Linked DNA regions of Mus musculus: region 2 is linked to region 1. The links are chromatin loops, found by intact Hi-C in ENCODE. Cell type or tissue: heart. All regions are shown on one strand. Links, peaks and the distances in the headings refer to the core of each region. The heading gives the core; the rest is flanking DNA. Region 1 has its middle 24 kb from the start of Eaf1. Region 2 overlaps Colq (collagen-like tail subunit (single strand of homotrimer) of asymmetric acetylcholinesterase).

What was found. Peaks named below come from ENCODE experiments on the same cell type or tissue, not always from the same donor. Only the 100,000 strongest peaks of a DNase experiment are listed, where the experiment ranks them.
Region 2: a loop joins it to region 1, with 4 times the contacts of the local background. A loop is called at or near these places in 5 of 42 quality-filtered maps.

What each region holds. Positions count from the first base shown.
Region 1 is chr14:31,517,738-31,520,646 of GRCm38, forward strand. No RefSeq gene overlaps it. Among named protein-coding and RNA genes, the nearest start is that of Eaf1, 24 kb to the left of the region's middle. In heart, for the core only: a CTCF peak has its summit at 1,517 (motif pointing right); no DNase peak of the experiment used is centred there.
Region 2 is chr14:31,568,070-31,570,978 of GRCm38, forward strand. All of the region lies in intron 1 of Colq (collagen-like tail subunit (single strand of homotrimer) of asymmetric acetylcholinesterase), which reads right to left. Among named protein-coding and RNA genes, the nearest start is that of Colq, 7.9 kb to the right of the region's middle. In heart, for the core only: no CTCF peak of the experiment used is centred there; a DNase peak (open chromatin) is centred at 1,392; H3K27ac peaks cover 1,188 bases.

The DNA.
Region 1 (2,909 bases), core at 315-2,814:
TGCCTGACATCCAAGGCTGGGCCTTTCCAAACTCTAGGCTCGGCCCCCAGTGTTGTGGGATGTCCTTATGGTTCCCTAACTCTGTTGTGCTGCCTAGACGGTGAAACCCTGTTAATGGGTGCCCAGGTGCCTGGCCTTTCCAAGTTCTTCAGATCCTCACCTCACCGGGGTGTCCTCAGGGCTCCAAGGTAGGTCAGAAGAGAAAAACACCTGTGGCTCTGGATGAGCTCTCAGTTAACCTGAAACAACCAGTGGACCAAAGTGTGTCTCCCTTTGCCCTGGACAAAAGATTGTAGGGCCTCATTAGAGCCCTTATGTTTCCAGAGCAGGATCCCCCAGAAGCAAAATTTAGAAACTTCCTGGGGGTGGGGGAAAGAAAAATGCTTGCTGTTTTCCTTTCAAGTCCAGCTGTTCACCTGGGATGTTTACAGAATAAAAGCATAGACCCACAATGAAGAGCCCAGTTTCAACCAAATTTGGGTGGTCCATCTCCGTGGGGCCTCCAATTGTTAAACCTGAAAATAGTGAGAGGAAAAAACAGTTTCTCAATTTTGAGAAAAATTTTGAATCGAACTTTAATTAATGGACTCTGGCCAAGTCCATTCTGGGGTTCCCAGGAAAAGGTGAGGAGTCATATTTTGAAGAGGTCTAAAAAGGCAATAGGGCCAGTGCATTTCCCATTAGGTCCAATCAGGGACAGGCATATATCCTGACATATTTCCCGCCTTTTAACTCTCAAACCCGAGGATAAATGGCTGAGGTGTGCCTATTTAACAGATCAAAGTGGACCTGGCTGCCAGGTGCTCCCAGTATTTTTCAGTCCTGACCTGTTACAGATTATGACTGGCATACTCTGCCCCCTACCTTAAACTCCTCCAGGCCAGAGGCTTCCCTTCCCTCAGCTGCCCTTCCCTTATAATCCAATTATTCTGGTTACCCACCCTCTTCCGGCCTCTTGGATGTTGTACTGATTGCCCTCTCTCCCCTCTCCTTCCCCCTCCCCCTCTCCTAGCTCAGAGCTATGACCACAGTGAACTCTCCCAGATATGCCTGCTTGTGGCTATGCTCTCCCTTATATCTTCAATGAACTTTCTCTTCCACCATACCTAGGGGCAGTCATGTCCTTTCCTTTCCTTTCTTCTTTACATTCACCATTCACAGCCAATCAAGCACATCTAGTGCAAACAAACTTATCTAGGCGAGCAAAAGCATCTGGCTTGTTATTTCCAAAGCACCACATCCCCCAGCGTTCCTGTTACCTGTCCTTGGACAAGTGGGGCTTGCAGGTTAACGCTGGCTTTTACAGTCTACTCTTGGAAAGAGTGCAGACATGGAGAGGACTGTTAAAAGGATCCGTCTGCCATGGCTACAGACCCCATTTCTCCACTATGGTTGAAAATAGAGGATAATAGGTCTCCAAAGCCTGTGGGGATTTGCCGTTGTGTATCGGACTCTCAGATAGGAAATCCCAGTAGGAGCAAAGTTTCCAAGATACTAACTTCTGGTTCCTGCAGAGGGCACCAACTGCAAGTGAGCAGCTCCTGTTGGTCATTTCCACACACACACACCCCTCTGATCTGTAGTTTGCTTCCTTTCCCTCCTCTTTTCTAAAAGAAACTTGATGCAGGAAAAGGATTGTTTGGCTTATGGGTTAAAGTCCATCACCCAGGGAAGCCAGGAGAGAAACTCACAGCAGGAGCTTGAAGCAGTAAGCACGGAGGAACACTTCTCCCTCCCTCTGGTTGCCTCAGCTGACTTCTCACATGGGTGAGGGCCAGCTGCTCAGGAGAACCATTACCTACAGTGGGCTGGGTCCTCCCATGCTAGTTAGCAATCAAGAAAATTCCCTCACAGACATGCCCACAGGCCAATCTGATAGAGCCAATTCCTTAATTGAGGCTCCCTCTTTCCAGGTGTGTCAAGTTGATAATTGAAGCTATGACATCTTCCTTATCCCAATGGTATTCCAGATTCCAATTACCTTAACAAGCCACCCAAAATTTAGTAGATGAAACAACCACTTTATACCATGGAATTCTTTGACTAAGGTTTGGGATCACATTTGGCTGGGCAGGTCTTCTTTTGTGGCGTCATTCACCTGTCTGGCACCTGGATGAAAAGGCTAGGAGGCATTGGTGAATATCTGGGACCATCAGGCACTGGGCCGACATGGCTTTGCACAGCCATCTTTGCACAGAGGGAAGAAGTGGCTCCCTCTGGATATATTCTGACCCATGACCTATCTATGACCTATTTATGACCTATGACCTTACCTGAGGAAGTCATAGTATTCTATTGGTCAAGGCAGGCCCTCTTCCATTCAAAAGGAGGAAGCCTAGACTTCAGAGATGTAATGGATGCATATTTAAAGCCCTGCCCCAACCCCCACTTTTCACTCACTCCTGCCTCACCTACTGTTCCCAGTTGCACCTTGGGAAATTGGAGACATCAGGGCCTTGCAAGACAAAGTGTCATAAATGACTCCACAAAAGTTAGGAGAGGTGGGACAGAACCATTGCTATTTCCCTTGAGTGGACCCTCAGATGGGAGCCGCTAAGATAAAGGCAAAGTGGACTCACTCCCTCCGTAGCTCAGTGGAGTGGGTGTTAGGTCTCAAGCCTAGGACAAGCTGCTGTGTTGACTATTTAACATATCAAAGCATACCTGGCTGATAGGTTCTCCCAGCATCCCCAGGTATACTTAGCATACCCTACCCCTTACCCTAAACTTCCCCCAGCAACCCTTTCCTAGGTAATGCAGTCATTTTGGTTGCCTGGTCTTTGGTCTACCCTTTACCCCTTCGGCCAGTCTCCTGGCCAAGGCCAGGGCTATTGGTGGGTGGCTTCCCTATCCTTCCCCCTCCCCCCAATCTGGCCCAGCTCAGTTTGGCCACATTCACTCTGGATTGT
Region 2 (2,909 bases), core at 142-2,641, 50 kb after region 1:
TCCTGAAAATGGTGTAATTTTGTTCTTTGCAGCTGAGGAAACACCCCACTGTGTTTACCCGCCACCTTTTCCTTATCCTTGCATCTGTAGATGGACATCTAGCCAGCTTCCATATCTTGGCCTCTGTGACTAGGGCTATAATAAACACGGGTGTGCTGGCATCTCTGAAGAGCGCTGACACGGAGTCCTTCTGGGTGGGCTCAGGAGTGGTGCAGCCGGGCCGCACAGTGGCTCTCTCCTGTTTGCTGAAGCTCTCCACACTGTCCAAAGCTTCATGAGTTTTGCTTTGCTGCCACCTGTATGTAGGATTCCACCCCCCCCCCCCCCCGCCCGACCCGTGGCAGCATTTGCTTCCTTTTCCTTTTCAGTTCTTTGAGGTAAGGTCTCAGTCTGTAGCCCAGGTTGGCCTCCAATTCATTGCAGTCCTCCTGCCTCAGCCTCCCTGGTGCTGGATCACAGGGGCAGGTCACCATGCCCAGCTTGTTATCCCAGGACAGCCATTCTGACTAGGATGAAAGAATCAGCGCAGCTTTGATTAGCTTGTCCCTGATGGCTAAGGATGTGGAACATTTTTCCATATATTCATTGGCCATTCTTGCCTCCTCTGAGAACTGTCCATTACTTCATCCACTGGGCCTGACTCTCTCCTTGAGCCAACTCAGGCAGTTTACTGCTGCTTCCCACAGAAATCCCACTAGTGAGGGAGTATGTCAGCCAACCCAATATGGTTCTCACAAGGCCCTGCTGCCTTCCAGATCCCGGAGTCTTTACCCCTCCAAACATTAGCTCTCCATGTTGAGACTTTGGTTTCTGTCTGATCATGGGGCATCTGGAAGCTTCTAGGGACCGCCATGAGATCTACCCTAATAAAGATGCTGGTGGAAGATTGGCCCTGTATGGACACAAAGTGGTACACCAACCAGCTTTGACCTCTCCCGACAGTGAAACCCTGCAGGCTCTTCACATAAGGCACACGTTCACCGCTGGTCTGAACTAGGGTAGACCCAACAGGGGTGCTCCAGTTGAGTACGCAGGTTTCTGTAAGTAGGATGGCTGTGGTCACCTATCTCTGAGTTTTACCCTCTGCCTGAAGTTGGGCAGGCCTCCCAGGAGCACGAGTCCCAGAGGGAAGTCCCTGAAGCAAGAAGACAGCTGATGGGGGGGGGGGTTCCCAAACTCTTCAAAAGAAGACAGCTGAGGGATGAGCAGAGGAGGGTGCAGGGAAGTCCAAACGGGGAGGCAGAAGGGGGAGGCCGGAAAGGGAGGGGCTTGCGCGGTTCATTCATGCTCTTTCCTCTTTTCAGTCCTTATCCCAGCAGTTGACTGAAAGACCACACCAGCCACCAGCTTCCTTCAGCTGTTCCCAGCTCTCAAACAAGCAGCTCCCCCCATGTTTTCATTGGTTGCCATGGGGAGATGAGCATGGATGTGAATCGGGAAATGCCTGGGGCTCACACATGGACAAGTGCCAGGGTATATTTTTAAGACATCAGGGGAAGCCCGTCACTAGGGAAGGAGAGCCTTCTTGCCTGATTAGCTGCCCAGCACCAGCTTTCCTTAAGGCCTAGTTTGCAAACAAAAAGTGGTAGAAATATGAACTTCTTGCTTTAATTCACTAAGTGTTTTAAGCAAAAAGTTATTTCAGTTTTTGGTTGGGTGCAACAAATGGTAGTGACCGGCACTGAAATGTTCACAACAATCCTCCTCAATCCTGACCAAGTGTTTGTGGCTTAGATCCTTTTAGCCCCATGAGAGCAATTAGCCTATAGTCACACCACTATAAAAACCGAAACCCCAGGGAGCAGAGTGTTGGAAGTGTTACTCCTGATGTCACAGGAGAAGAGAAAGCTTGGTCCCCAAGACTTGGCTTGTAACTATCCCAGATCCCTGTCTTCCTGGGATGCCCAGTAGTATTGAAACCCAGTGACCCATGTGGTGACTAGTTCAGGAAAACACCTCACAGGGACATCAAGTTTCATTTTCTTCACGGTGAAGAGACTGAGGTAGCAGAATAAACTCCATTTTGCTTTTAAGACTCCATTCTAAGTTAACTTGCCCTGAGAGAGGCATGGGCCCCACCCTTGAGGTCTGAGAAAAAGCATGAAATGTCCCTGGCAGTTGCAAAATAGACAAGCATCTGCAGCTGGCTGATAACACCAGAGTGGGCTAAGAAAACCTAAGTCGTTCCCAGGTCCAGGTGCTCCCTTTTGATGTGTGCTCCCTCCCTGCCATTTAACCAGGTGCTGTAAACCAGTTAGCTTAAAGGCCAGTGCTCCTTTACCCTCTCATGTAACACCGAGGCTTGGAAACCCCCACCTGTGTTTTTTTCCTGTGTAAACCCCTTTCCCCTAGACCTGGGGGCTGCCCTCCTATCTTGCTCCATCATCAGAAAGGTTTGTGGCCCAGGCTCAACAGCCTGAATAAAGACTCTCATGTACTTGCATCAGAGTTGTGGTTCCTGGTGGTCTCTTTGGGGTTTTTTGAGATCTGATGAACTGCTGGTAGCCACACTCCTGTCTGCTTCAAATCCCATAGCATCTAAACAAAGCATGAGGTAAGTGTGGTCCACCAAACGGCTCCTATTGGTATCTAGAGCTGAGCTTTGGTGGTTGTAAATGCTATCTTCTGTGTGAATGGGGCATTGTGGGTAACTAAGACACTTAAAATGAGGAAACAATCCTGGCTTATCTGGGTTCCTAAATGTAATCGCAAGTGTCCTTCTAAGAGCCAGGCAGAGGCTGGGGATGTCGCTCCATGTTAAAGTGCTTGCCTAAAATGTACAAGCCCCTGGATTCACACCACAAACAAACACAACAGACTGATAAGGGGGCTTGAGAAGCGATATGTAGCATGGCTGTGTGTGGACACAGGAGAGAAAGCTGGGAACCAAAGAATCTGAGAAGCACAGC